Linked DNA regions of Homo sapiens: region 2 is linked to region 1. The links are chromatin loops, found by intact Hi-C in ENCODE. Cell type or tissue: heart right ventricle. All regions are shown on one strand. Each heading gives the region's core, and the rest is flanking DNA. Links, peaks and the distances in the headings are about the cores only.

Region 1 (15,174 bases), core at 3,739-11,738:
ATACTGCCACTGTCCCAAGAGGCAGACCCTGCAACCTGCCTCCTGCACTTGAGAGGCCTGACAAGTAGAACTGAGAGTGACCCTGAGTTCCTTTTCTTTATCTGGCACCAGCTACACACATGATGAGGCCTAGTCAAGCCTGCCTTTGTTCCAGGCAAAAATTTAACAGGTAATCCACAGGCAGGTGATCTATGGCCTCTGTACATTATGGAAATGAGGGACTACACACAAGCTGGGTGTCACCTCTACTAAAACTCATTTTCCTTATTCATAAAAACAATACCTCTTCAGAGGGAATTGGCAACTTCTGCACTTACATATGAAATCAGGAGTTCCTCTGAAATACTCCTTGCAAATTCTATCCTCCAGCTCTGGAAGCCCTGGCTCTTCGGAGGGCAGCTGCCTGATGTTAAACCCATGGCCTACCCAGCAGTGACAGCCTGACATTCTCATCGCTCCATCCTGAACACTGCTGACAAATAAACCCACTCTCAGAAAAGGCAATTCTTCCCTCGCAGTTCTCCATACCCAGTCTCGTCTCATCTGGAAAGCGTAATTGGCAACAGCCGAAAGGATAAATATTTAAAAATAAATCAGGGAGCGCTAACCCCTTCCCTACTCCTCCCCTTACCCACTCTCCAAGCCAGAGGCCTGCCCCCTAACGCTGAGCTGGCTGGTAAATTACAATGATTCTACCGAGCCAAACCTGCTTGTCTCTCTCTTTCTCTACACATACACACTTACTAATGCTGTATCCTTCCACTTTTGCAAAGGTAAATATGATCTCTAAGATACAGTGGATGTCAGCATTCTGACTTCCAGCGTAACCTGGGCTCTCTTTTCACAGTACAGCGGGTTTAGACAGATTTGTGCACCCTTCCGGGTTCTTCTATTTTTATTAAATTATACGTATACATTGATTTTTAAAACTAGTGCTTAAATAACCCGGAGGCTTTAACAAAGAAAAATCCAGAAGAGGGCAAGAAACAAAAACAAACGTTCCTGAAATAAACAAGGAACCATTTGGAGCTGAATTGGCCTGAGTTCACCCCATGATTTTGAGGCAGTTATATTTAGGGGCCTGGTACCCGCTGGGTGGCCGAGCCCTCCTGGGTATGGAACAGAATGCAGAAGTTCCTCAGAACAGCTCACATTTGCCTTCATAACCATTGGAAGCTGGTGTGCCAAGGCCTGCACACAGATGTTTTGATTCACATTTTTCTGCTGAAGCCTCAAGGCCTCCATCCATCCCTACAGTGCTAATTCCATAGATTAATTTTTACCCCCAAATCGTAGGTGGAACATTATCTAATTTCCTTACCCACCCTCCCCAGCTCAGGTGCTAAATCTGTCAATGATATCCCACAACAAAGATACAAATGAGTAACCATTTTTTAAAAGCTGTGATTTCGGAGAGTTTTTCTAAATTAATTTTAAGTTACAAAGCCCCAAGTTTTAAGAAAGCCAAAATACAGAAGTTGCCTTAAAACAGCTTTACATGTTAGGTAAAGAGCTCTCTCTCTCTTTCTCGCTCCTTCTTTTTTAAACAAAAATATTATTTCTGAAAGGGCAAAGGGAATTTGCCATGCAAGACTTTTAAACACAGGGGGATTCTTACATTTGTGTTTCTAAACCTTGAAATTGAGAATTTTAATGAAAAGGCGGACAGATGCTTAAGGACAGCATCGCAATCTGGGTCCATACATTACAGGAGAGAGAGGCGCTTTGTTTGGGGCCAAGTAAAAAGAGGTGGGCTCCTATTTTGTTCATAGGCCATTCCCACCGTCTGACACATCCCTTTACAGTCGGTCTGATGCTAACCACTGAATTCTTGGAGGGGAAGCAGGTTGGAAGGAGAAGAAAGGAAAAGGGAAACAGAAGAGGAAAAGAAATGGGCGATGGGATACTGCCTGTTTATACAAATTGTAGATTTAAAAAAAAAAATCCCAACACGGTATCCATTCCATAGTATGTACCAAAAGCACTTTCACACGTGAGTTAAAACGATCCATTAAATGCTATATCGAAAGTACAACAACCAGGGTTGGAGTTTATTTTTTTTTTTTAATGAAGAATTCATTGAGGTTTGCAGTTCTCCCCTATTAAGCTTCTAAGGATGGGGCACAAGGCAGGAAGATAGACAAAAGATGACCTTTTTCACGCTTTCCCCCAAATAATTCTAGAATCCTATTTTCCTATCTTTTCATTTTAGGGCATTTGGGTTCAAAAATCTGTGCTAATCTGACTTCAGAGCCCCCGAGCTGAAAAATTCACATATCCTCCAAGTCAGCCAGTGTTTTAGAATTTGGATTTCTATTGAGGCTGTTCCAATCGCCAGTGAGGCCTACGGTAAAAACGTGCTTCATGCTGTTTCGTTTGTCTCTCTGCAGACAAATAGAAACTGTGAAATTTAAAGAATGGATGAAAAAAAGAAGTCTAAAACAAAGAGGTTAAAAAAATAGGACAAATGTTTTTGCTTTTCTGTCTCCCCGGAGCAATTGTGTGGGGAAGTCTGCATTGACAATAACCATGAGAAGGCCATCTAAAGGCGATGCGTACACAAGGGGACTCCTTCCCTGCTGCCTTTGGTCTGGGAGAAAAAGTACCTTAGCTCCGTTCTCCAGAAACAAAAGGCCAGGGCCACGGAAGGGGGGAGAGGTGACAGGGGCTTTCACATGGAGCCAAGTGTCAATGCTGGTTCATTTTTCACCCGTCTTACTTGGAAAGCGGCTCAGGGAACTTCCTAATGACTGCTTTTTCCCTCTCTCCCTATTATTTCTAAACCTAAAAGAACAAAACAATAATTTTTTTTTTAACCTAAAACCCATCATTCTATTAGAGGAAAGCCTTTGGGGCCTATGCAGTCAGATTTTCCTCTTTCCTTTCCTCATCCTGCTTTTCTTTTCTTTTTTGGAGGGGGGTTCCAATTGTAGATCACATGGAAATAAGAGACACTGGACACTATAGTCATTTTTAGTGACACCAGAACGGCCTTTATATCTACGAAAAGGCAGGAAACGGGGAGAAACACACATGCACAAACAACCCAACAGGGATGGAAGGCGGTGGTGGGGAGGCTGCGGGGGCAAGGCCTTGAAACACTTTCTTTTTTTCACAGCATGAGGTCCACTAATGCCAGCTTCAGATTTGCAACTGAATCAAAGTCTCCGAGTCGTCATTACAAGGTTTTTCGGTGGGTGGGGGCATGGAGAAGTGGACAATAAGGATGTATTAAAGACACAGACAAGGTGTGGCAGGGGCAAAGTGGGGGGAGGTGTTACAAAGAAAGGAAGCTGAGATGAATCACTGCGTGCCATGAAAATACCAGGGCGAGTGGATGTCGGAGTGTTTAACCAGATTTGAAGCTGGAAGCATCTTCCCCAGCGGGCAAACCCTAGGACGAGGCACAGCCACGCGACCCTCAGCCTTTGAACCCAGACCTGGCAGCTTAGGAGCACACTCCCCCTTCCCCAGGCAGCCACAGGCTCTGAGCTGAAAGGCAAGGCGGGGGTAGGGATAAGAGGGCCCTGCAAAGAAGCACAATCAACAACTCAAATATGAACGGAAATGACGTCAGCAAAGTGAAGGACCTGTTTACTGCAGATCAAAACAAAACAAACTTCCAAACCTTTTGTGTACACAAGAAAACTCTATAAAAAGCCTTCCTAAAATGTCACCAGGGTCGACACATCAGCAGCCCCACAAGAAAACGCATGACAGTTACCATGGAGGGAGGGGGGAGGAAAGGGGCTGAAGGGAAGATGATCTGGGGGGCTGGGGGGAGGAGTGATAAAACCAGAAGGAGCCCAAAACCCAGTTACTACTGCCCCCTCTGCTGATCCTTAATATTTATTGGTGTTTATAATCTAAAAGCCATGCTCCACGTTTCACTTAATACAAGGCCAGACAGTGTTGTCTAATGAGGTAGCATTACAATCAGCTTGTAATACTGAATTTTTAATGCTGCCAAGGATTCTGTTACATAATAATATGAAAAACAGAAGCTGAAAGTGGGCTCGCAGGGGACAGGACATTCGAGGTTCCAGGCAGGCGAGCGCCACCAGCCCGGTTCCCCTCCCCCACACCCGCCCCCCTACTTTCTGACGTGCAATCAACCCTCCATCCCGATACAGGAGGTCGGTATGGAAACCAGGAGGATTTTTTTTTTTTTTTTTTTTTTTTTTAGGAAATCCACACTTTTCATTATTATTGTTATTATACTCTCATCCGAAGTTTATAGCTCAAGAGTTTGAATTCTAGCTTTTCTGGGGTTAAAGGTCTAAAATGAAAATTAATTTTTTTGGAAGAGGTGGCGAAGAGACAATACAGGGGAAGAGAGGGGTAGCTTATTTTAAGCAAACCAAGAAATTTGGGAGAAAAATCACAGAGGGAGAAAGAACTTGGTGGGGGAGGGAATAGATGTCTGCCGACCATATTCACAGCTGCCGCACTCAGTTTACATTGGTGTAATTTAAAGGCATATATATAGCCGCCGTTGCTCCTCTCTGTAATACCCCAAGACTGTAAATCTATAACCACTGCAATGATTTAGTGATTAAAAACATGATAACATATTGTGTAACTGCAAACCACAGAACCCCTGCCAACTCTCTCTCTCTAAGATAAAGGGGAAAAAAATACAGAAAATGTGTTGCTTGCAGCCATCTTCCTAAACCCAAAAGATTTTAATAAAAGAACCTATACAGCAGACGAATTGGAAAGGGGTGAGTGAATTCTGTGTGAAGCCAGCAAAGGGAGAGAAAAAAAAAAAAGGCAGCTTTATGTGGGATTCTTTTCCTTGTACTAACAAATTACGACCTAAACATGCCTTTTCTTTTCTCTCTCTTTTTTTTTTTAATAGTTTGTTGTAACTGGAATAACTGGTCTTGTGCACTGTCTTGCATATTCAAAGCTGCTTTGTAACCGGATCTAGAGACCCAACCTTATTTGCCTGAACTCAATAGGGTTTTTTTCTCCCCCTCCTCCCGGGTTTTGTTTTGGATTCGGTATTGTGGGTTTTCTGTTGTTGCTGGGAGCCTATGTCTATGCAGGCATAGGCTCTGGTGCCTTTAAACCACAGACCAAACACCTGAAAGGGGGAGGCACAATTTGTACAATGGCAGGAGGAGCCTAAAATATACACCAAAAAATAAAATCAAAGCAGCTGTAGGGGTTTTGGCCTCTGAGCAGCTGACCTGACCCCGTTCTGTATATTCTTTTATTTCCCCATTGCAGGATTCCTGCACCTTGGGTCAGATTCAAACTCAATGTGACCCTGAGGAGAAGGCAGTCACAGAGTCCTGAAAAGCTGCTCCATATTTAATAGGGGTGGGGGAAGTAAGTGCATATGCATCCAGACTCCCCCAGTGAAGACACCCACACGGTGCAGACGTACGCGCGCGCGCGCGCGCGCGCACACACACACACACACACACACATACACACACACACACGTCAGGACTGCCAGGCCATGGGACCAGCTCCACCCCAGTTTTCTTGGCCCACACCACTGAGAGCCTGAACTCTCTTTGCGGGCCCCCCAAATCCTCATACCTACAACTCTACACACACACACACACACACACACACGCAGAGAACACCACTCCTCCAGAGACTTTGTATGTTTAAAAAGTCCACAGATCTGAATCGCCTCCTCTCTGGACCGGAGCAGGGCAGTTTATTCAGAGAAATCAATAGGAAAGAGCATTTGCAAATATTTATATAAGCCCTGTGCGTTTCAGCATTAAGTAATTAAAAACTAAAACCCGAGGAGGGGGAAGGGAGACACACAGACAGAGGAAGGCTGCTGGCCTAGAGTAGGTTTTCCTGCCCACACCTCATCTTCCCAAACCGCAGTCTTTTCAAAACTGACTCCGTGTACACTTTTTACGAAATCCTCTTCGTACACCATTTGCTAGACTATTTCAAAATCATCTCCAAATATGGATTCACCTACCACCAAGCTTTCAAGACTGACTGTGTCTGTATTCTATCTCTCTTCTCATACACACACAGCAACTCATACTTTTGACACTGCGTCAATCTCTAGTATATTCTCTTTTATTTTCCTATCTCTAATATACCTGCACTAGTTAAAAAAAAAACAACAAACCTAACATTGTAAGATAAGAAGAGGGCCCCCCAAGTGCCCATTCAAGAAGCAAACTCCCAACCCCTAGGTCTCCTGAATACCCCCCACTCCCCTCAACCCACAGGATGTCTACACTTTGGGGGTTCAGCTCCTGAAACCCCCACATGTAAACAGATTTGGAAAAAAAAACAACTTCAGCAAAATGGAGTTTTAGAATGAGCTACTATGGAGTGGACTTCCCTATATTGTTCCGGAGGGCAGGGCAGTAAATTCTGGTTGTTCTCCCTCTAAATCCTCTCTAAGAAGCCAAGCAAGGCGCTGGAGCACCCACGCTGCAGATATTGTAGAAATTTACAGTAAATGTAGGTACACGATTGCAGCACGCTGCCCTATTGATTATGCAGATTGTGATCAATCTTCTCCCCTCGCCCACTGCCCAAGCCTCTTTCGGAGGACCTCCAAATAAGTTGGTCTGCAACTAGCTATTCTCCCAAAGTAGGGAGGAAAAAAAGTAATTTTTTAAAAAACATAATAAATCCTCAATTGTCCCCACTGAAAGGGCTCGAGTCTTTTTTAAATTCCAAAGTGAATTTATGTTCTGTAATTTGCATTACAGCCAAGCGATCACCGTCTGTCATATTCTTCAAAGGTACTTAACAAACTGCCTTTTAAAAGTCACTAGAACTGGAGGCCAGAAAAAGGCAATCAGCATGCTCCGTCCATACAGTGCTTAGATCAAGTTTCAATAATTGAGACCAATAAAAATTGTCATATTTACCCTACTTGAAAGCAACAAGGGGGAAAAGTTAAGACTGGGTGCCTTTTGAAAGCGCTTGTAATCAAAGAATTTGCCACAGTCCAAAGAATAGCACAACATTGAACAAAAGTCAGATTCTGAGCAACAGCTTCACTCGCAAAGTGATATATACATATTTTAATTCAATAGTTATACAAGAACCCTCCGAGTACTGAGTCCATACACAACTTAATTATATACACTGCATGAAATACACTTAGATCTACTCTCCAATAGATATGCAAAAAGACGGACATTAAAATGCATAATGTAAAATTCAGGAACACGGTTTTTGCATCGAGTGGAGCCGGGCGAGGGGTGAGAGTGGGGAACCCAACGTAAACAATCCCAGATTCGCGAGAGCAAAAAAAAAAAAAAAGAAGAAGAAGAAGAAAGAAAAGAAAAAGAAAAAAGGCATCCTCGGATGTCTCTGAGCTCAGCTGGCGGAAGAAGGCCGGCCGGGCGAGGTCTGGCCCTGGCCAGCGGCGCAGCCCCGAGCCCCCGGGAGCCCCTAGTGTCCAGGGCAGAGTCCCCTCTGGGCGCTCGCGGCGCTGCCAGTGGGGCAGGGCGGAGAGCGCACAGGTAGAGGATCGCGCGGCCGCCTCGCCCCCTCCGGGACCCCGTGGCTCCGAACGGGCTCCCGCGTCGCCGGCAAGTCGAGCCCCAGCGCGGAAGGCGCTCGCCCGGCCAGCGGTGGCGGCCGCGGCAGCAGCAGTGGCTGCGACCGCGGCGACTGCTCCGGGCCGGGTGCGCGCCCCGCGCGGCTGCTCAGCCCGGGGCCCCGGCGCCTCTCGGGGTGGGGCAAAGTTGGGGGCCGGGAGCGGCGGGGGCGGGGGCACTCGGCACCGCGGACCCCCCCATACTCCCCCCACCGCCGGCCGCCGCCTTTGTCTCCGAGCTGGTACCCCGGCCGCCCTCCCGCCCTCGGCCCGCGCCCCGGCCGGCCCTGCCTGGCGGCGCCTCCAAACTCGCCGCGCGGGCCTCGCCCCGGGCGCCTCCACCCTCCCGGGGGTCGCCGGCGGCCGGCGGCGGCGGCGCGGGGCCGGGGAGGAGGGGGCGGCCCGGGCTCGGCGGCGGCGGCGGCGGCAGCGGCGGGAGGAGGAGGAAGAAGAAGAGAAAGAGAAAGTTTGGCGTAGGGGGAAGGCGAGCGGGACGCAGCGAGCGAGCAGGGCGCGGGCGCGGGGAGCGCGGGCGGCGGCGGCCGGGCGCGAGAGCCGGGAGGGGGCAGGACGAGCCCCATGCAAAGCAGCCCGGGCGCCCCGAGGAGCCCCGCGTCCGGGCGGTGGCGGCGGGAGGAGGAGGAGGAGCAGGCGGCGGCGGCGGCGGGAAAAAAAAAAGAGGGAAAAGTTGCCACTTACGCGGTTGCTTCTCCGGCGGCGGCGGCTGCAGCGGCGCTGCTGGCGACGGCGGCGGCGGCGGGAGCTGGCGGCGCTTTTAATCCCGAAAAGAGGCGCTCGGGCCGCGGAGCCCATCAAGGCAGCAGCGGCGGCTGGCGGGGGTCGGCGGCGGCGGAGGACGCGCTGCTGGCGGCGGCGGCGGCGGCGGCGGCGGCGGCGGAGCTGGAGCGCGCTCGGCGGAGCCCGGGGCGGGAGGCGGCCGCAGCCGGGGAGCCGGAGCCGCCGCCGCCGCTGCCGCCGAGCAGCATGGTTGGCGGGGAGTTTACAGCCCCCGGAGCGGGCAGGGGCCACGGAAGAGAAGCGGCGGCGGCGGCGGCAGCGGCTCTAGGCTGTAATTGGGATGCAAAGCAGGCGGCGGCGGCGGCTGCGGCCGGGAGGAGGAGGAGGAGGAGGCGGCGGCGGTGGCGGCTGCAGCGGTCGGAGGGGACGCGCTGGAAGTGGGAGCTGATGAGTGAAAAGAAAAAAAAGTCTTTGGATCTTTATTCTGCTAATTAGTTTCCTGCAAAAAATGGCTGTGATTAATTCAGTGCGCATGTGCTTCATTACCCAGGCACGACGGGAAGGGCTAATTAGCCACCTTCTGGATCAATAAGATTCAGCAAAAAAGAAAAGGGGGAGGTGGAGGGAGGCAGAGGGGAGGAAGGGAGGAAAAAAAAAAAAAAACAGGGGAAAGTGATGAGCAGGGCAAGGAGAGCAGGAAGAGAGGATGGGAGAAGAGCCTAGAAGAGGGAGAGAGGCTCCAAAAGTTTATGCATGTATTAAAAACACACACACACACACACACGACACACACACGAGCGCGCGCACACACACACACACACACACACACGCACACACACACCGAGAAGTGGAATGCATAGGAGCAACAATAGGAACCTGGCTAAGAATCTTTTTAAGATTTTTTTTTTCCTTTCTTCTTCCCCCCCTTCTCTTTTCTTTCTTATTATTTTCCCCTTTCTCTCTCTCTCTCTCTCTCTCTCTCTCTCTCTCTCTCTAAGCAAACGCAGCAATGTTTAAATTAACTAGGAAAAGAGCATCTCCAAAGAATGGGGGCATTAGTGGAGGGGGACAGCTTAGAGTAAAGGTTTAAGTGAAAGAGCAGAGACTTCGAATAGAGACCACTTTAAATTGCAAATCTGAGATTTTTTAACTGAAGGAAAATTACCTCCCCCCAAATCAGAGGACGAATGAAGAAAATATGGAGAAAACTTTAACACATACCATAGACTAGACAAAAAATATATGTTAATTTTGTGTTCTGAAATAAGACGCAATCGGTCTTCTCTGGTTCTTTAGAAGGAGAGAGGAAGAGAGGAGGGGTGATTAGAAGAAATAAAAGGGAGAAAGTGAATCAGAACTGAAAGGGGATAACTTCAGGAAAGACAAGAAAAGGAAAAGTTGCACTTGGAAACAAGTCCAACTTTCTACCTTTCTGGACTTAAGAGAAAAGTAAAATCAATTTTCTCGTGTGAAACCTGGAAAGCAGATGTTTTCAAAACACAGGAAGCTATTTTGCCATCAAAAGCAGGGATGTAATAAAGGCAGTGAAAAATAATTTCAGACTGAATTCATAAGAGAGAAAGCCAATATATTTAAATATAGAGGAAAGGCCTAGGGTGTAGAAAGGGGAAATTACATACCCCTTCCCTAATGCCAAAAAAAAAAAAAAAAAAAGCCTTACAGCTACCTCCAAGAGTTTGGAGCACAGTCACGAAGCCAAAGGGCTTGAAATGAGAGGATGGATTTCAGATAAAGACTAGGAGCGGTACATCCCACTAGAGCCCAAAGGAGATCCCTGGAATCAAAGACAGCAGCGAGGGACCCTACTACTGTACCGATTCCCAGTACATCAAAGCCATCACTTAGGCTGGTGCACGGTACCTCCAAAAAGCAAGCAAACAAACGCAGGAAGAACAAGAGTCAGTGTCTGTCTGTCTCTCTCTCTCTCTCTCCCCCCTCTTCTCTGTCTCTTCCCCCCCCTTTCAAATCCTAGCCTCAGCGTCACTGCTACTGCAATAGATTTTTTAAAAATGACAAGTTGTATTTATGTAAGTTCTAAATATGAACTAATACCATTGAAATTACAATGTCTGGAATAAAATAAAATGCAATCAGCACTTTAAGTAATCTGCAAATGTAAAAACAACATTTATGTTTTTGAAGGCATTATTAGTAAACCCTGTAACACCAGATAGCTTGCTAAAACTTATTTTTCTTGGGAAAAAATGTTGCCCTAGCCTACCAGATTATTTATTTTAGAAGGAATTTGGGAATTAATCAGGAAATCTGTTTGATTAGAAAGTAATTCTTCATTTTGAGAGATTTTCCAATGCTCTTAAGAACATGCAGCTTCTTAGTCAAGACTAGAGAGAAAAAAACCGGTTTAGGATTTTGCAGGGTTACCTCATCTAATCCTTCTGAATTCACTCTGGGAATAATGCTATTTTATTTACGGGGGGCGGGGGAAGAAAATACATTTAGAAAAATCAGGGGTTTCCTCTCTGTGAGCCAAATCTGGGTTGCCATTCAAACTTTTTCTGGCTGCTTTTCCATGCAGGACAGCTGATCAATAAAGCCAAGTCCAGCCTGGCTTGCTACAGGTTTCACCAGTCAGTGCTTGCAAAACCTTTGTCATTTTCTAAAAATAAAAAAGCTAAAAGTTATTGTAGAAGAAGGGGCTTTTTTTTGTCCCCTGCACAATGTGTCTTTTGTGAGGTTAATGCCATTCTGGGCTCTCGATAGCCCTGGACAATGGGGAACTCTCTAGGAGCCTGCAAAGATTCTAGCTTTTTTCTTTCTTGCCTTTTTTTTTTTTTTTTTTTAAGGGAAGGATGAAACATTCCTACAGTCCAAACACAACCTCTACTGTGATTAAATAAATATTTATCTTTATTGTAGCCATTGTATATTTTTACCTTCAGTTTGTCCGGTTTCTGATTATTATTTTAAATTTTTCAATGGCAACAGTTAATCTTTTTTTTTTCCCTTTCAGTCCAAAGGGCAGGTCAGTGTAAAATGTAGCTGACTGAAGGAAGACTGGTAAATTCTGAATTTTTCCATAATACATCAGGTAAGGAAAATTGTTCAGACCCTCAGGAATATATTCACTTCCTTTTTATCTGTCTTCACGAATCTTCATAAAGCTGTTTATTTTTTTAAAGATGTGGTAGAATTAAATTCCTCTTTGTAGATCTTGAAAAATCACTTAAATACTATGTATTTATTTTCTTTTAAAATGTAAATAGTACTAGAAGTGAACTTGCAGCTTGTTTCTTATATAAAACGGTGCGGAGGAAGTCAGTATTTCCTTTAGTATAAGCTATTTGGAGGAAATTCTGGATATAAATGTATTTCATGTTACAATATAGGAAAATGTCAGCTTAATCTGGTAAATACTTATGCTAATTTTACTGAGTGAATTCGTTATAAGGAGGAGAGGTACCAAGCTTGTATGATTGAATAATGCTTAGACGATAATCCAGCATCTATATGGATTATTTTACGTACAAAATGAGAAAAAAAAAAGGAAACAAGAAATTCAGAATCTAAATCTTTCATTTAGCTGGCAAGAGGGCAGAAAATTTTAGACCAACCTGTTTTTAAGACATTTACATTAGGAGGGAAAGTGGAATGTAGGCTAAATATTGCATTGCTGTGTACATTTCTCTAGCTCTCACTCAAATGGATATAGATATAAAAACACAAAAATATATGCATAAAGGGGTACATAAATATACATTTGAATGACTTCAGATGTCTTTGCATTTGTGTGAGTATGTGAATATATCTGTGCACACAGATATACAAGGTGTACATAAATTCAGGTACTGGGCAGAGCTGTGTGAGTGCTCGCTCACTGGGGGCTTGTGTTTCCAGATCTGTTTGAAGCCACTTCTTTGCAAATATAACATAAAAAGGTTGATTTAATGATGAAGATGTGAATGGTGAATTTGAGTAAGAATCTGCTTCCCTGCAATTATCAGAATATGGGGTTGCAATGTGAGCAGCTATTATTTGGTCCAAAGGCTAAAGAGGCAATGGGCCATCTTAAGGGGCAAGGAGGATGAAGGGGTCTTAGGAGATCTCACTTGGAAAAAGCCTAGCTCTGGGCCCTGGGTTTTCTTCTGCAGGGAGATTGGGGACACAGAAGCAAAAAAAAAAAAGGAAGAAAAAAGAAAACCCCGTGTGGAGGCAGGAGAGGTTGAAAGGACGCCTCTCCGTACAACTCCAGAGCTAGATCTAAGGAAGGGGTTGGAGGGTGAAGAATGTGCGAGTCCCTTTTCGAATGTGTATTGTTATTCTAAGTCTATTGTATGTACGTGTTGCAGTCCTTTCATTTGCCACAACATATGGATTCCATAAATGCAGACATGCCGAAGTGCATCTGTCTGGGTAGTTAACATGATCTAAACATCCCTCTTCGTTCCGCTAACTCCGGCTCTTCTTCGGGCTCCTCGGCAGCGCTCCGGGCCAGCCGGCCCGTGCCCCAGGCTTGCAGCGCCCGGCAGCCTCGTCCTTTTGTGGTCTCTGCACGGGATCCAAGGTGCCGCGCGGAGGAGGCGGGCTGCTCGCAGTGCCGGGGTCAGAGGCGCCGCCACCGGCGGCCTCTGCGCGCGCGGGGAGGAAAGGGTTAAGCTGCCCGAGCCCGGGGAAGGGGCTGCTCTCATCCTGGAGCGAGGTGCAGCCACCGGCAGCTGTGATTTAGGGGTCAAGTCCGAGATCACCTTTCTCCTGCCTCTGGAAATGGCAGAAGATGAGATAGGGAGGGAGAAACTAGAGAGTGGCAGCCAGGCGCAGCACGTGGGCTCCATCCATCCGACACCCCCATCGCCCCGGTCCACTCCCTGACCCCCAGACAAATCGGACAGTTCCCTTTTCTGGTAGAGATGCGGGGTGCGCTTCTTCTGAGCGTCCGGAATCGCTCCATCCAAGGCTCTGCCCTAAGGTTAAGCCACTGTGCCCTGAGCCTCAACCACCAGATCTCAAAAGTTTGCTCTCAATGCGCCAGACAGTGAGTAGCTGAGTCTGAGTAAAAATCACCCCCCCTCCCCGTTTACGAAAACCAGGGGTCCCCCTGGCAGGACTAGGCCGTTTGAATGTTGGTGCTAGACCCTCAGACTCCTGTCACAGTCCCCACAGTCGTGAGGGGATGTACACAGTGGTGCCCACTACATGCAGCTTCTTGCTTTGTGCCTGTATTCTTTCTCAGGATCTTGCTTTCCCCCAACTCAGGCGGACTGGGGAATACTTTGGTCAAAATAAATTTTTACACCTGAAAGGTAACCAAAAACCAAATTCAGATGTGTTTCTAGGGTTTTTTCACTGGAAAAGAGCAGAGGGTCTGAAGTCCCCTTTTGTTATGGTTCAGTGTCCGGCCCGCCAGGTTGAGGGTCCCCGCGCCCAGGTGACGTTCTGGGGGCTGTAGGGATGCGCACCGTGCCCACAAAAGGCGCTTTAATTGAGAACGAGCTTCCCAAATCCAACTCCACGAGGATGGCATTTAGGACGACAGCTCTTTCGGAAAGTTACTCCAAGAAAAAGGAGTTTTTTGGTGGGAAAAGAAAACTGGCTCGAAATGACAGAGAGAAAAGGGAACTAGATCCCTGGGGGGCAGGAGGCAGGTGGGGGGTGCGGTGAGAAGATAAGGAGATGAGCCGGGAAGTACACGGACAGGGAGTGTGGGGCGCGGCCAGGGAGGTTCCGCGACGCCCTCCCCTGACTCTCACTCCAGCTACCAGGGTGAGGGTGAATCACCCCGATTTTAGCTTCTGCTTCCAGGGCCAAGAGCAGACCAGCTGGTCTAGAAGGCAGCTGAGGTCTGTCTTCTGAGCCCTGCCGCCCCTAACCCTGCCAGAGCCTCCAAACCGCGGAAATCAAACCAAATTGGCCGCTCAAATCTAGAGAGGTTTCATCCCTGGGGCAAGGGGGAGGGAACAAGCCTTTTTTTTTTTTCTTTTGAACTCCCGATTCAAAAGAGACCACAACCTACTCTTGAGTGTCATCTCCAGTACATGGATTGTGGGTATGTTTCATTCTTTCTTTTTTCCTGTTTCTCAGAAGTAAAACCTTTAAAGAATGAGCCCCAAACTTGGAGCGCCCGGATCCTTGAAAGAGTTCCAAATGATAAAGCCTGCCCTTCATTTTGAATACATGGCGCATTGTGAAAATGCAGGGCAATTAGTCAGTTCCAGGGTTTGAGTCAGATTCCCAGTTTCCTCAGCTTCTTTGCAATGGAAATCTGAAATCCAACCTTGGGGCAGGAGGCGCGGAGCCGGTGGCTCTCCCGGGTTCCACACCGCCTGCACCGCTGGCTAGCGCCTGACTTCCCTTTTGGTGACCTGGTAGGTACTAGAAGTTTGCACCACATGTAAAGCCTGGGGCGAGTGAAGAAGAGAGAGAACTAACTTCATCACAGCGCAACAAAGTGAACAACTTGAGGGCAAGAGACCCTCGGTCGGGCTGTGTTCGCTTTAGGGATTTCCAAGGGCATAACTTGGGGGAATGGTAGAGACTTCTTGCTTGCCAGCCGGAGCCAGGAAAAAAGGAAACCCTGCGATGGGCGGGCGGCGGGCTTGGGAGCAGGGCTGTGAGTGGGCAACTGAGACCTGGCTCCCATCTGCACATAGCCCTCCTGGGCCAGCGCCGGGAGACGGTGCCCACGGTGGCACGTGCATTGTTGACACGCAGACACGCAGGCGTGCGATAACGGAGGGATGCGCGGCTGAACAATCCCCCCACCCCACCCCATGCTTGCATTTCTTGCAGGCATGGCTTATTTAATGGCCAGGGAATTGAGTGCCTCTTACCCACCACCCCCATCCCTTTTATTTTTTGCTGAGAAATGTAAAAAGGAACCTATGCCGTGTACATATTCTGAATAAACGTGAGGG
Region 2 (15,174 bases), core at 4,018-12,017, 160 kb before region 1:
TGCAGAGCAGCGGATCAAACAGAGGCCACAATCCCTGGGTGGGGCACAGGCTCCCCTACAGCCAGATGGCCCAGGGGCCTCAGCCTCAGGCCCATCCTCGTCCCTTACTCCTGAGAGTGCTCCCATGTAGACGGATGGGATCAGAGGCAAAGCAGAAGCTCCACCAATTAAGGTGTTTCAACTTTAACCAGAAGAGGCATTTGAAAAACACATGGAAGGGACAGTCTTGCAGTGACCTTCAAGTGACAAAAATTATCCCGGTACCCAACAGCCCTTTCCTGAACAAACAATTTCTACTGACTGTCGAAACCTCAACCACTCTAGCAAGGAGAAAAATTCTTGAATTGTGGTCTATCCCATCATTTGGGAATTGCTGTTTCATTTATATGAGGAGGCAGCGAAGGAGCAGTCAGATGATCCAGAGAGGAGCAGGTGGGCAGAGGGCTTTGGAGGGGCTTAGGAGGGACGCCTCCAGGAGGAAATGAAGCTGACAGAAAAACTGATAGAGCAGAGCGTTCAGAGATTAGGAAATGTCTACTTCTGGCAGAGTAAGGTTCGCCATGAATTAATCATAGGTACCTAGAAAACCAGAGAAAACAATAAGTTGTACAAGAAGGTAAATGAAATTATAAAACTCTACATGGCTCAGCTGCGATTAATATTTATAGTTATAATAATGAAAACACTGAATATTAATATAACCCCCAATTATTATTTAATCATAATGGAAGGTGGAGGGAGGAAGGACTGAGTGTGGAGGGAGCTGGGGAGTGGGAGGGAGTCCAACTGTTGTGTGGGGGGTGCAGGAGTGTGCGGGGCAGTGCCTGTGTATTTGTGGGTAGAGTGAGGGTGCGTGTGGGATGCATGTCAGTGTGTGTGGGGTGTGTGGGGGTACAGTGTCTATGTGTTTATGATGCTTGCATGTGGGGGGTGCAGTGTATGTGGGGGAGGTGCACGCAGATGGGGCGTGTGGGTGTAGTATATGGCTTGTGTGGGTGTGTGAGTGTATACAGGGGGTGTGTGTGTGTACAACGTATGTGGGTATGGTGTCTTGTCTGTGGGCTGTGTATGTGAGCGTGGATGGAATGTGTAGGATGCAGAGAAAGTGTATGTGTGTGCGCGCACGTGCGAGAACGTGTATGAGGTATCGGGCTGGTGTGTGTGCCGTCTGCGTGAGTCTGTGGTTGGGGTATGGGTGTAGGTGTGTACACGGGTGGGTTTGTGGAACAGCACACTGGTGAAATTCTCATCTGCCCAGGTAGAAAGCCAAGAGGTAACATCTAAAACTTAAAAACAAGAAACAGTCGTAGAAGTATGAGAAGAAACATGGAAATAAGTAACAAAAGAAATATCTGAAAGTTGAAAGCTGATCCCCTGGAAAAGGGGGTGGGAGAGGGCCATGCTCTTCTCCATAAAGTTTATGTAACTTTTTGCCTTTAAAAAATATAAAAATGTGTAATTTGATTATATTAAGGTTAAAACTGCACACATCCATGATGGCTGAATGGCTGAGAAGGCACTGCAGGAGACTGTAGGATCAGGAGTGGCCTTGGGTCTCTGGCTTGGCCAGGCCGTTAGACAAGCTGCCATTAAGAAGAAAAAGAAGTGTGGCAGAGAAAGTGGTGAGCCAGGTGCCCAAGAGGTGGGACCAATGAGATGTCCACGAAGCTCAGCATCTGGGAGGTGGGACCAGTGGTGTCCAGGAAGCTGTACAAAGGCATTTGGCAGCACCAGGACACAAAAGCTCAAGAGGCTGGGAGCCGAGGACCAGGCCACAGTGCCCTGTGCCCAGGGACATGGGGCAGGCTGAGAACCACCAGCCAGAGTCAGGCTTGCAGAACTATCAAGGGAAGTCAGAGGACAAGAGAAAAACACCCCGGAAGCCAAGGGAAGGCAAGGGAAGGGGAAGGGAGCTTCAAGAAAGGGCTGGGCAACAATTTCAAACATTGCAGAAAGAAAACAGTCAGGCCCAGCAGGTCCTGGGCTGTGTCAATCAAAGATCAGCAGCGCCCTCCCAAGAGTGGCTTGGTGACAGAGGAAATGGGTTGTAGGAGGTTGAGACATGGAATAGAGGTGAGCAGTTCACAGGGTTCTCTCAAGAATCTGGAAGATTCTGTTGTAGAGACAGTGTGGGGCCTAGGATGAAAGGAGAGCTTTTCTTGGAAAGTTTTGGTTTCTAAAGAGGTAAGTGACTGTCTTGTGTGTCTAAGTGGAGAGCAAGAGACTGGAAAATTGAAAAAATAGAAAAGAGGAGGTGATTCTACCCAATGAAGTCCCTATGGAAGGCGGAGTCATGGGTGGAGGGAGGGAGGGAGGTGGGGAAAAAGGTGGCTGCAGGGAGATGACATGGGGAGGTAGAAACGAGGCAAGCTCCCACTAGCAGGTCTCGACGCATTGAAGCAGCAAGCAGCATGGACCCAAGAAACACCCAGAATCACTCCCAAATACAACTGAAATTTTTATAACAAGCACTTATTTTATTCCTCTCTAAAGTTCAGTTTTACAGACCAGACTTTGAGGCCACAAATTGACTACTCTTAATACTGGGCAGGACACACGATGTAGCATCTGCTTTGTCAATTTGAACCAATAAATTGAATCTAAAGTATGTACTGGAGGAATCTTAGAATAGAGGAGAGTATCTTCTGTTGGCCTGCTCCCTGGGTAGTAGCTTGTGACTTCCCTAAGACTGAGCCTTGCTCCAAGAAAAGTGCTGCCAATTTCCTTTAAAAAAAAAAAAAAAAAAGAAGAAGAAGAAGAAAGAAAAGAAAAGAAAAAAAGACAGAAAGGCGGGCAGGCAACAATCCCTGCATGTTCCTTCCAAAACACAATGCTCACCTGTGAAGTCAGTAAGGAACATGAGGACCAGCTGGATCAGTAACGTCTCCCTCAAACAGAAGTCCTCTGGAGGTCTCAAGGAGGTGAACACCCAGGCCCAACCTGGGCCTCCCATGCCTGTGAGACCACTCACCTGGGTCCGTGGAGGGGCACCTGCGGATGGTGAAGATCTGCCCCAGGTCCTCGTCCTCCTCTGGAAGGCCCTTCTGCAGCCGCTGCAGCTTTCGCAGGCTCTCGCTTCGCTGGTGCTTCATGGAGCGCACATGCTGGATGAGGTTGAGCTTGGCCTTGGTGGAGTAGTTGCACAGAACGCAGTGGTAGTAGCAGCTCTCACCTTCTACACCACTCTCATGCTGCTGCAGGTGCTGCAAGTAACAAAAGAGAAAGACATGCCTTGGGTAAGCCACTCGAAGCGGCCACTGGCATCAGCCCACACCATCCTGGTCACAGCCAGAGGCATGCCTCCAGGGGACACATCTCCACAGCCAAACAGGACAGTCTTTGATATGGTTTGGCTGTGTCCCCGCCCAAAATCTCATCTTGAATTCTAATCTGAACTGTAATCCCCACGTGTTGGGGATAGGACCTTGTGGGAGGTGATTAGAATATGGGGGTGGTTCCCCCATGCTGTTCTTGTGATACTGAGTTCTCATGAGATCTGATAGTTTTATAAGGGGCTTTTCCCTACTTCACTCAGCACTTCTCCTTCCTGCTGCCATGTGAAGAAAGACATGCCTGCTTCCCTTTCTGCCATTATTGTAAGTTTCCTGAGGCCTCCCCACCCCTGCAGAACTGTGAGTCAATTTCTTTCCTTTGTAAATTACCCAGTCCTAGGCAGTTCTTAGTAGCAGCACGGTAATGGACTAATGAGGTCTTCAACTGTGAGATTCCTTAGAGGGTTTTTTTTTTTTTTTCCCCCAGAGTACCCAGCACCCTTCTCTAGCAGTTCTTTGAAAAAACACAGCAAGCTGATACCCATTCCTATCTCCCCCAAATGGCCCCAGCCATGTGGCTTTTCAGAATGTTGATAATCCTGATCACATGGGCCCTCCCAGTGCAACACCGGCTTTCCTGGCACAAGGTTAAAGGTTTCCCCTTTTATTCTCTAAAGTGTCCTGCTCTTGTTAGATCAGGGGTTGGCAAACTATGGCCCACGGGCCAAATTCAACCCACTGCCTGTTTTTGTAAATAAAGTTTTATTGGAACACAGCCACGTCCATTGATTTACATACTGTCTATGGATGTTTTTGAAACATCAGAGTTGAACAGTTATGACAGAGATGGTATAGTCCACAAAGTCTAGATTATTACTATAGAAATGTGCTAAATTATGACAGGAAAAGTTAAGCCAACCCCTGCTTCAGGTAATAGCCTCTGGTCATCCTGCCTGTATGGCACCCTAGGTCAGGAACATGGAGCCGGAGCTGGTATCTGGCTTTTTCACAAGACAACTCCAGTGTTTGTATTTAAAACCACAGTCTACTGGGAGAACCCCAAATTAGGTTTTCACCTAGATTAAAAAATGCCAGAAAAATAAATTTCTCCAGACTAGTTCCCTGTCAATATCTCAAAGTCCCCTGGCTTATCATTGGCCAATATCATTGGTCAGTTGGTGTATCAGATGGTCAGATGGTCCAAATTACGTCCTCTGTTGTACTTAGTAGACACAGTATTGATCCCAGAGCATGGCAGCCTAAGAGCCTCCAGGAGGCAGGCACAGACAGGATTCATGTCTGGGGTATCAGAACAGAAGAGGTCATGATGCAGACAGGTGGCAGACCCCAGGCTTCTGTGGCTAGGAAGACTTAAAGACGACCCAACAACAAAACTCACAATGTTTCTGAGTCTCCTGGGAATGTAATGATAGCTATGGACCCTTTTTGACTAACAGAGAATGAATGTGCACCTGGTGTAGAAAGGCCATCTCCTTCATTCCAATGATTCACTTTAGGGGAAGAGGGAATTCTTCCACTGGGTACACATGAAGCAAGGGAAACACTCCCCAAAAGCTTAAATGACTGACCCAAGGTAACCCAGTTAGTTAGGGGGAGAGAGAGATGTAGAAGCTGAGGCTTGTCTCCTCCAGCCATGTACCCAGCATCCTTTTGAAGGAGGAAATTCAGGTCATGTGAGTGCTTTATGTGCTCCTGTGATTACGTGTCCTTCCTTTTTTCTCCTCACCACCTGTCCCCAACCCCCAGCCCAGTCAGCCAAGCCTGGCCCATGGAGCCATGGCAGGCACACAACAAACGTCTCAGAACTGCCCACGTTGCTTGTCTCCTTTCTGACCCACACTGCTTCTGTCTGATGTTTATGCCAGGATAATGGTTTCTAGTCCTGCTTGGATGTCTCATCCTTGTCCAGCTTAGAATGCAAGACACTGACAAGCTAGAATGGTTAGAATGCCCTGCACTCCACGCAATCCTGAAAATACCAGAGTGGCCCTGTGAGTGCTTCCTATCAAGGGACACTGCCCTGACGCTCACGTACTGACATGCACACGTCCTGTGTTCACTGATCACGTGTGAAAAATCCAGAAGCATGTTTGTACTTTGCTGGAAGAAGAAACATAAATGCACCAACTAAGTGTCACAGAAAACTCATGGGAGGGGGGTTGAAGCCCTCAATGACATAAACTGGCTAAAGTATCCCACAGGAAATCTTGCCAACTTGTACGTAAGAATGGGATGAGCTTCACAGGCACCAAGAAAGAACAATCCCTTCTGCCCCCAAAATGGGTGATTCACACACTCATATGCAGCACCTTGGACAAAGCAAAATTTCTACAACCAGAAAGTATTGGAAGAACCAGTGAGTGCAATGTTACCTATTAGAAAAATTACAACTGGTGATAAAAAGCTACTTTTCTGGAGATAAATTTGAGCTGCTTTTTGTTTACTTTTTATTTATTGGTTTTTTTTTTTTTTTGAGACAGGGTCTCACTCTGTTGCCCATGCTGGAGTGCAAAGGCTTAATCTTGGCTCATTGCAACCTCTGCCTCCTGGATTCAAGCAATTCTCCTGCCTCAGCCTCTTGAGTAGCTGGGACTACAGGCATAAGCCACCACACCTAGCTAATTTTTGTATTTTTAGTAGAGACAGGGTTTCACCATGTTGGCCAGGCTGGTCTCGAACTCCTGACTTCAAGCGATCCACCCGCCTCAGTCTCCTAAAGTAGCTGGGATTATAGGCGTGAGCCACCGCACCTGACCTCTGAGCTGCTTTTAAAAAATGATTTAACCTCACTGCCTTCTCTGTGATGAGGTTCCTTTCAGAGGATGTTGGGAGGATGGGATGCACTGAGGCAGTGCTTTCTGGAGGTTACAATCCTGGGGAGAAGGAAGGCAGAAGTGAAGGGAGAAGATGAGCTAGCCCACGTCCCTTCCCCCAACTACTCCCCGAGGCCCCTCAGAACTCAGAAGCCAGAAACAGGACCAGGATATTCCAGGCAGCAAGAGTTTGTCCTAAAACCGAGGAGCTGGAAACCTGTAAGGGAGCCAAGAACTGCTGTCTTAGGTCACCAGGACCAAAAGAATGATATTCATTAAAGCTTCAACTAAAACTGAGTGAATAAAAGATGGCAGAGACAATAACCATGAAATTCAAAGAAATACGTTCCATCAAGAGATTTTGGAGGTAGAATAAACTATGAAATCAGACCAAGAATCACTAAAGCCTTACCTCCAATCCCCCCACTACCTCCCTATGAAACAGGATTTCCTCACAATAAGGCACTGAATTTCAAACATCAAATTTGAATATGGATGTGTGAGAGTTCTATTCCAAATGGCTGGAGTCTTCAATCTCTGAGCCACAAGAGAGGAATAACATGGCCAGAAGAGTTGGATGGAAATGCGATGTCAAATGTCCAAATCCATGGGCTCTTGGGTCATAGGACCGTATAAACCCTGGATTGAAATAAACATCATACCGGGTACTCACACTTTAAAAAATGGATATGATAAAAGATATTCTAAAATCCACTCCACACTCTAGCTCATGTTGGTAAACTACAATCTCTTACACTGCCATGAATTATTCTGTCTGCCACTTTGAGAGCCATTTTAGCAAGAAACTGGGCATGCATTACAAATAGTGGAGAAAAGAATAAGAGGAAACAAGAAAATGAAGCCACGGCTGCTCCCACCTAACCTGGTCCAGTGAACACCTAGGGTTCTCTCCTAGAAAATTCATGAAAGATTCATTCAAAATTCCAAGCTTGCTTTGTATTCCAAGTTTATTCTCCAAAACACTTAAAAAAATCCAGAATAGGCCGGATGCAGTGGCTCACACCTGTAAACCCAGGACTTTGGGAGGCTGAGGTGGGCACATCACCTGAGGTCAGGAGTTCAAAACCAGCCTGGCCAACATGATGAAACCCCGTCTCTATAAAAATACAAAAATTAGCCAGGCATAATGGTGGGTGCCTGTAGTCCCAGCTACTTGGGAGGCTGAGGCAGGAAAATCGCTTGAACCTGGGAGGCAGAGGTTGCAGTGAGCCACAATAGTGCCACTGCACTCCAGCCTGGGCGACAGAGCAAAACTCTGTCTCAAAAAAAAAAAAAAAAAATCCAGAATAAACTATATCTTGGTTGCCAGGAAACAGCTGTGCATAAACCTAACATCCCAACCCAAACTTCTGCTTGGGTCTACTATGTCTACCTGCATGTGACAAGTCCTGCTCTCCCCAGATTTTCCAAGTGTCTCGTTATTTCTTAAGTTGTCCAACTGGAAGTAAACAGAGACCCAAAGCTAGCAGCAAGGTCCTGACCTCTGTGACCTTCTCCACATCATTCGGCCATTTCCTAGGCCCTGAGCGGCTCAACCCGCGACCCTGTTGGTCAGATCCTCTCTCCCTTCCTCCCAAGTGGCACTGGCCTCATCCCCAGAATCCCACCCTTGGAACCTGCCTAATAAAAAGCAGTGGTAGGGAGTGTGCTAAGAGGCCCATGAGCACTCCACGGGGCCAGTCAGTCAGCCAAGAACATGCCTTCCCCGCAGAAGGGAGTGGATGTTTTCATTTGGAGGAGGAGGGAGAATAATTTGTTCCTGACCCAGCTAATTAGAATACCCTCAATTGGGATCACAATGTATTTAATTAAATTCACTGTAATATATGAAGAATCCACCAAGGCACAAATCCCAGTGGTGCACTCAAGAAAGGAGCTGCCTGCTTTCAGAGTTCTTGCTCTCCTCGCCAGGCAGGAAATTTTTCTCCCACGCAAATCCTGAATTCCCCAACCCCTTCCGCCTCTATCACAGAGTCACCCGCTGGGGAGGAGGGCAACCGGGTTCTGTTTTTACTTTTTCCATTTTCTTTACTCTGTGCTCACAATTCCTACCTACTCTCCTTTGTTGGGTCAGGAGTGTAATTTTAAAAAGAAAACAAAACAACAGCTCCAACTGTGGGCAGTGTGCTGGGATGCATGCCAACCGGGGACCCAAAGAAAACCAGCTGGTGAGCCCATTTGGCGGGGGTTTGTTTCGGTTTGAGTCTAAGTGTCTACAACACGAGACACTGCATGCACGCGCACACACATGTGAGCACACACATGCACACACACTATGCCCAACCCCAGGGACTTAACCTGCAGGTGATGCAGGCAGTGTCAGCAGCAACTCTAAGAAAATAAGGAAGGGTATAATGAGGGCATTCCCCCTTTGGCTTGAATACTGTTTTGAGAATATACTTCCCGGAATACTATAAAACACAGGGGCCTCCTAGCTAACTCAAGAAAATCCAGTATCTCCCCACAAATTACTAATGAGAAAGCGAGACCAACCAGTATCTTGAGGTCATCCTAGCTAACCAAAAAAGAGTGAGAACTCAGGTCTACCCAAACTCACTTGGTTGGGCCAACCTCTCCCTATAACCTTAAATCTGACTATACTTTTCCTTGATCACTCCCACTCCAACTCACTTGCTTGTTTAGAAAGCACCTGGAGGCCAGGCGTGGTGGCTCACGCCTGTAATCCCAACACTGGGAGGCCAAGGAAGGAGGATCACTTGAGCTTAGGAGTTCAAGAGCAGCCTGGGCAACATGGTGAGACCCCGTCTCTATAAAAAGAAATAAAAAATTAGCCAAGTGTGGTGGCACATGCCTGTAGTCTTAACTACTTGGGAGGCTGAGGCAGGAGGATCACTTGATCCCAGGAGGTGGAGGCTGAAGGGAGGTATGATCACACCAGCGTACTCCACCCTGGCTCACAGAGTGAGACCCTGTCTCAGTAAATAGATTAGACAGACTACATAGATAAACAGATAGGTAGATTAGACTAGATAGATAGATAGATAGACGGATAGATAGGTAAAAACAGACAGATAGCACCTGCAAAAGACTGGATCATAAGAACTGCAAAGGTACTGTAGCTTTCACAGAAAGAAACATCTATGCTTGGCAATTGAATTTACTTTCTGAAATCTTGGAGAAGTATGATGAAGGAAGGAAGTATCTAGTTTGAGTCATAAATGGGAGCAGAAAAAGAACCCAACGATCTCCAAGTCCTCCAAATGCTGTGCAGCGGATAACAGACTGTCCTCATCTGGATTAACTGGAAATTTGGCACACGTTCGGGGGTCAACAGCTACGGCTGGAAACGAAGCCAGGGTTCATACGAGGGCTCACTCACGTCAGTCAAAGAGACCTTTTCTTGCACCTCTTCCTAATCCTATTAGGGCTACTCATGTTTTAAAATGTTCATCCCGTCTCAGTTTCGCTGGAAGGGGGACACTCCAATGCTTCTGACACGAAAACATCTCACGGCCCCCATCTGTCTCTGTGCCTTCCCTTCTAGGTCTGGCTCACTGAGAAGAACACAGCAAAGCCCTCCCTGCAACCAGAGGCACCTCGGATAAAGGGGCTGGCGCGTAACACCAAGCACAAAAAGCAAACTAATCATTTTAAAAGAAGGGAGACAACAGAGGCTCCGCTGTGCGACTTTGTGGGATTCTACCCCATTAGTATGTTGTGCTTGTTCAGCCTCGTCAAACACTGAAAGTCAAAGAGACGAAAAGAGGGCTCTTGTTAGAAAATAATGCATCGTGAAAATCAAAAAAACGTGTTCCTGTTACTTGTTTCCCAGGGAAAACTAACCAACTTCTGTCAGAGAACATTGATTTCTATAAATCTGGAGGGGCCCCAGCTCCCTCCTCCTCCCCAACGATAGGAAACTTCTAACATCTGGTTCCTCATGCATGGAATGCAAAATATTGATCAGGTTTTGTCAAAGCCTGCCCTTTAAAGTAGAAACAGACAAAGTACATTCTGACACACACACACAAACATGCACAATTCACAAACAAAGCTTCCTCAGGAGTACCACCTGTTACTACAGACACACCCGTGGCCGCCCTCTCGGCACACTGTGCTGTGCACACAGGCACACACGGCAACTCCATTTCCAGAGCAGCCCCTCTGAGCCAGGGGGCTATTCCAGGAGATGCGAGGTGCTTCCTGCCCAGCAGAGGAGAAACCCCATGGTGGAATGTCCCAGAAAACCCCTGAGACACCTGTCAGGCCAAAGGCAGGCAGGAGAGCCTGTCTGTAACTCTTCTCAGTCCATTGAACTGGAGGCCCCATGATGGAAGAAGCTGCCCGTTACAGCACCCCTGTCCAGGGAAAGACAGCAACCACAGCACGCAACAGCTTCAGCTTCTCGCTTCAGGGAGAGGACTATGTAATCTCACTAACAAACCTGGTGAGAGGGATGGGGAGAAGATGGGGACCAGTAAGTCTGCTAATTCCTCAACTTGATAAGATGAAGTAGGAAGACATAGCGGGTGTTCATTCACCATCATATGCATGCAGAGCATTTACTGTGGGTGCGGCATCTACACACATACTTTTTTTCTTTTTTGTCTGAGAAAGGGTCTCACTCTATCATCCAGGATGGAGTGCAGTGGTGCGATCATGGCTTACTACAGCCTCAACCTCCCCAGGCTGAGGTGATCCTCCCACCTCAGCTTCCTGAGTAGCTGGGACTATAGGTGCGTGCCATCATGCCTGGCTAATTTTTAAATTTTTTGTAGAGACAGAGTCTGACCAATTTGCCCAGGCTGGTCTCAAACTCCTGGGCTCAAAGAATCCTCCCACTTCAGCCTCCCAAAGTGCTAGGATTATAGATGTAAGTCACCGCACCCAGCCTACACACACTTTTAAATTTTCACATTACAACCCCATGAGGTGGGTCACATTTGGTTTTCATCCTTGGAGGAGCCCAAAGCTCAAAGAAGCCACATGACTCCTGCAAGGTCACACAGAGCATGGAGGAAACAGGACCAGAGCCTGAGACTTGAGTCCAAGTACCAAGTCCACAGCCGCCAAGCTACGCTGCACAGACTGCAGGGGGTTCTGGAACATGAGACTCTGCAGACCCAGGTGTTCACCTTGAATGCCTAAAATTAAAAAGAAAATCCTTCCAGGGGTAACGCAACCAGGAGTGGGGGAGGTTAATTTTTTAATCAGTCAGATCGCGTTATAGTTCCAAATGTAATGTCACATTTTTAGGAAGACTCCTGGAAGGTCAACCTAAATATATATGTATATTCTGTTCAATGCTGGCTTTTTATCTGCTCAAGCTCTCGTCCTTGACGCATGCTAATTTAGTTCTATTTCATTGTAGGATCCCTGCAGACACCATAAGATAGAAGCCCCAACCATGATTTATAAGAAAAAAGTAAAAGGAAGTAAAAATGTTCCCTTAGATCAATCCATTTGGGTTGCTCTGACCTAGTTTCTGGTTTCTAGGCCAGGCTCCTTAGGCCGTGGAACAAGCCATGATTGCTCACTCTCCGTATCCAAGGCCAGAGCGGAGACTTCCCGTTCCTCTATCTTTTCCCTTGCACGAATCACATTTCCTGATTCAAAATTCTCAACATTAGTGGCCTTGAGAAAAACAGTTAAGTTCTAGAAGGAAAATAACTAAGTCTATAGCTGTCTATAGGTTGTACCTGCCTTGGCTTTGACTCTTTCCTGGAAAAACACAAACATGGATCCTTGTGGAATGTCGACGCCTCCATGTAAACAGATTTCACTTCCCTCTGCTAGGAGAACTCCACAAAGGAGTGTGGAGCCACTGTTTATACATGGGGAGGAAATTTATCAGGCATGCATTTTTACCATTATGGGAGCAAATTATTAACCCTGTCTCAAAAAAAAAAAAAAAAAAGTGTGTGTAGGTGCTTCGCCCATAGTAAATGCTATGCATGCATATGATGGTGAATGAACACCCCCTACATCTTCCTTATTTCATGGTAGGACCCTGAGGAAGGGGCCTACCAGATCATAATGTCACAAGCAAAATGAGGACTGGTTTCCACAATGGCTGAGTGAGTGTGCACAGAGCTCAGAAGCTGAGGGGGGTATGTAGGTGGATAAAACAACAAAGTGGGTCCCACCAAGCTAACCTCAAACTACTCTCCAGAAACAACCTAGAGCTTCCAGAATCTGACAATCACCTCTTCACTAGGATATCATATCAGGAACAGCAACTTTCTTCATTTGTAAGATGTACTTCTTCCCTAGCACTATTTTCCAGCTTTCCCAAATTTAGGTCCCCATACAAAAATAAAAGCCTCCTGATATAGTTTGGCTGTGTCCCCACGCAAATCTCATCTTGAAGTGTAGTCCCCATAATCCCCATGTATCATGGTAGGGATCTGGTGGGAGGTAACTGAATCATGGGTGCAGTTACCCCTGCTGCTGTTCTTGTGACAGCGAGTTCTCATGAGATCTGATGGTTTTATAAAGGGCTTCCCCACTCCTTCACTCTGCACTTCTCTTCCTGCTGCCATGTGAAAAAGGACATGTTTGCTCCCCTTTCCATCATGATTGTAAGTTTTCTGAGGCCTCCCCAGCCATGCTGAATGGTGAGTCAATTAAACCTCTTTCCTTTAAAAATCACCCAGTCTCGGGTATGTCTTTATTAATAGCGTGAGAACGAACTAATACACCGCCATATACACATTACTCTAGCTTGTGCTCATCCAACTCCACGTCAAACTGTTGCCAATAATGATGGTTTGTGGGGCACTCTAGATTAAGCAGCCCAGTTGAAAACCCTCACTCTGAATCTCACTAGCTGTGCCACGTAGGGCAAGTCACATACACTGTTGGGTCTCGGTTTCCTTGTGTGCAAAACAGGGACAATAACAGAGCCTCATTTCACTGCTGGGAGGATTCAATGGGATAATTCATATAAAATGTGTCTGATACACGGTTAGCCTTCATAATAAATGAGGCTATTACTAATGTTATTTTTCATCAGTTAATCTTCAGGATTAGGGATGGAAACGAACATCTACTGAACATACCTATTTGTTATTTCTCTCCTTACAACCAACCCTCACTCCTCCCCAGGCTCCAAAAGGCAATCCTTGGTTGACAATAAAGAAACTGATATATAGGAATTATGACATGGACAGAGGATACTGAACACACACAGGGCTGCCTTCACCCTTACAAGAAGTGCAAAACTTGCCAAAGTCAGGCTGTTGGTGTAGGCAGAGCCCAGATCCAAAGCTTAAGCCCATGCCCTTGCCAAAAAAAAAAAAAAAAAAACAAGAAGTGTTTACTGGGTCTGTTTGCCCATCAGGGCACCAATGTAATAAAATGCAAGGACCACGTTCTTTCTCATGTCTGCCAATATCCTGGGTGAGGAGCAGGGAAGGGAGGAGAGTTCGGCTGAAATGCCTGGAAGACACTTCCCCGATTCTCCAAATCCACTCAAGAATTTGCTTATTTGTATCTCCAATCCCATGACAGTCAATCCAGCAGAAAAAAACACGTGTCTACTGGTCAAAACGGGTGTGCTACTTCATCTATAACCTGGAGATATTTTACTTGCCCTGTCTTACACAAAGCAATTTTAAAAACCGCATGAGAAAACTTCCACATATGTGAAAATCCTTCGGAACATGTGAAGAACTACCCAAATATTTGAGACAGTGATGGTCTTTCTACTGTAAGTCCAGATGTTGCTTCGTCGCTTCTGATGGGCACGTACAGCCAGGTGGGCTTGGTGATGGATGATGCCACTGGTGTTCCAGCTCAGTGGTTCTCTAACTTGAGCGTGCATCGGAAGCACCTGGGAGGCATGCTACGCCCTAGATCGCTGGGGCCATCCCAAGGGTTTCTGATTCAGAGGGTCTGGAGTGAGCCCCAAGAATCTGCATTTCTAACAGTCTCCCAGGTCATCATGACGCCGATCTGGGACCACACTTTGAGAACCGATGCTCTGGCCAGGACAGCAATGGCCACGGAAAAAGGACCCAAGTCGGAATACCTGGAGATGTTCTGTTGCAGGGAGGAAAATTTCCAAGACCAAAAATCTCTGCACTTGGCTTTTCCCAAAGAGTATCTTAAATTCTAGCAAACTGCACTTGATAAATCATGCAATGCCTGCACACAAGAATTCACCTCCTTAATGAAAAAGTCACACGGAAGCAGCTGCCTGCTACTGGCCTGCTCCAGATACTTCATAAAAGTCAGAATTGGCTCTATTCATCTTCCTCTCCCCTTTCACACCTGCACTCGAAAATTTCCCAGGGCTGTCGCTGGCAGCGTGGCTCTTGATGGGAAAGCATGAGGCATCATTTTTTCCTCCCTTGCTCTGCAGCCCGCTGAGTGCACCTGCCCAGATGTCTTGCTGGAACCGAGCCTACAGAAGAATTTCAACCAAATGCGAGAGGAAAATGCTCTTTAAAACTCCTCCCATGCTCTTCAACTTTCTGGTTGTTGCTGCAGAGCATGAATTTGGTGCTCAAACCCAGAGGCTCCTCTTGAGTTCCTACTATTTGCTGACAAATACATTCATCACCTTCATAATGAGAGAAGACAGGGCAGCCGGCGCAACACAAGCAGGAGGTAAGCAGCACCCACAAGGCTGCCTTCTGCCTCGTACAAGGGGCTTGATTTTTTATTTTATTCTTCTCTTAAAAGAGAGAATGAGAAAGTGACGGGGCGAGGCAGAAAAACTCCCTCTAAATCAACACTTCTGGCGTCGATCACTCTGGCTGATGCAGACATTTCACTTTTTCTCCTTAAATTCCATTTGTTTTCTGGAAGGTTGAAAGAGACAGACTTGTCGGAGGGAAGCAAGGGACCAACAGTGAAATGAGAAAGATGGTTCTTTGAGGAAGGACAGAAGAGTCTGCTTCAAGAGGCCAGGAGATGGCTGTATGCAGAACGGACGGCCACGTGGCGAGAGGGCCACAGTTCTGCAAACGATGACACTGCTCATTTCCCAGCTCTGCTTTTGGGTTCCCCCATAAATAACCCAGACAAACACCCCATGCACTGGGTTCTGCCCTCCTTCCCCCACCCCCTTTTTAAGTCTC

What was found. A loop is a pair of places that touch in the nucleus more often than their neighbours do. Peaks named below come from ENCODE experiments on the same cell type or tissue, not always from the same donor. Only the 100,000 strongest peaks of a DNase experiment are listed, where the experiment ranks them.
Region 2: it touches region 1 in a loop (4-fold over the local background); 2 of 110 quality-filtered maps call a loop at or near these places.

The regions. Positions count from the first base shown.
Region 1 is chr16:73,050,285-73,065,458 of GRCh38, forward strand. LOC124903719 (a long non-coding RNA gene) reads left to right here. Exons shown (of 2, transcript XR_007065116.1): 2 at 1-504. It also overlaps a transcript of ZFHX3 not described here. Among named protein-coding and RNA genes, the nearest start is that of ZFHX3, 9.7 kb to the left of the region's middle. RefSeq lists enhancers at 2,853-3,353, 3,354-3,854, 4,919-5,431, 7,271-8,003, 14,168-14,789 and silencers at 7,334-7,733, 8,014-8,233, 8,314-8,403, 8,484-8,593. In heart right ventricle, for the core only: CTCF peaks have their summits at 7,410 and 8,113 (motif pointing right); DNase peaks (open chromatin) are centred at 5,467, 8,088, 8,684 and 9,087; H3K4me3 peaks cover 7,261 bases; H3K27ac peaks cover 8,000 bases; H3K27me3 peaks cover 1,145 bases.
Region 2 is chr16:72,886,760-72,901,933 of GRCh38, forward strand. It overlaps ZFHX3 (zinc finger homeobox 3), which reads right to left. Exons shown (of 10, transcript NM_006885.4): 4 at 2,972-3,203. Among named protein-coding and RNA genes, the nearest start is that of ZFHX3, 150 kb to the right of the region's middle. RefSeq lists an enhancer at 3,137-3,637. In heart right ventricle, for the core only: no CTCF peak of the experiment used is centred there; DNase peaks (open chromatin) are centred at 7,787, 8,152, 8,287 and 9,432; H3K4me3 peaks cover 314 bases; H3K27ac peaks cover 4,212 bases.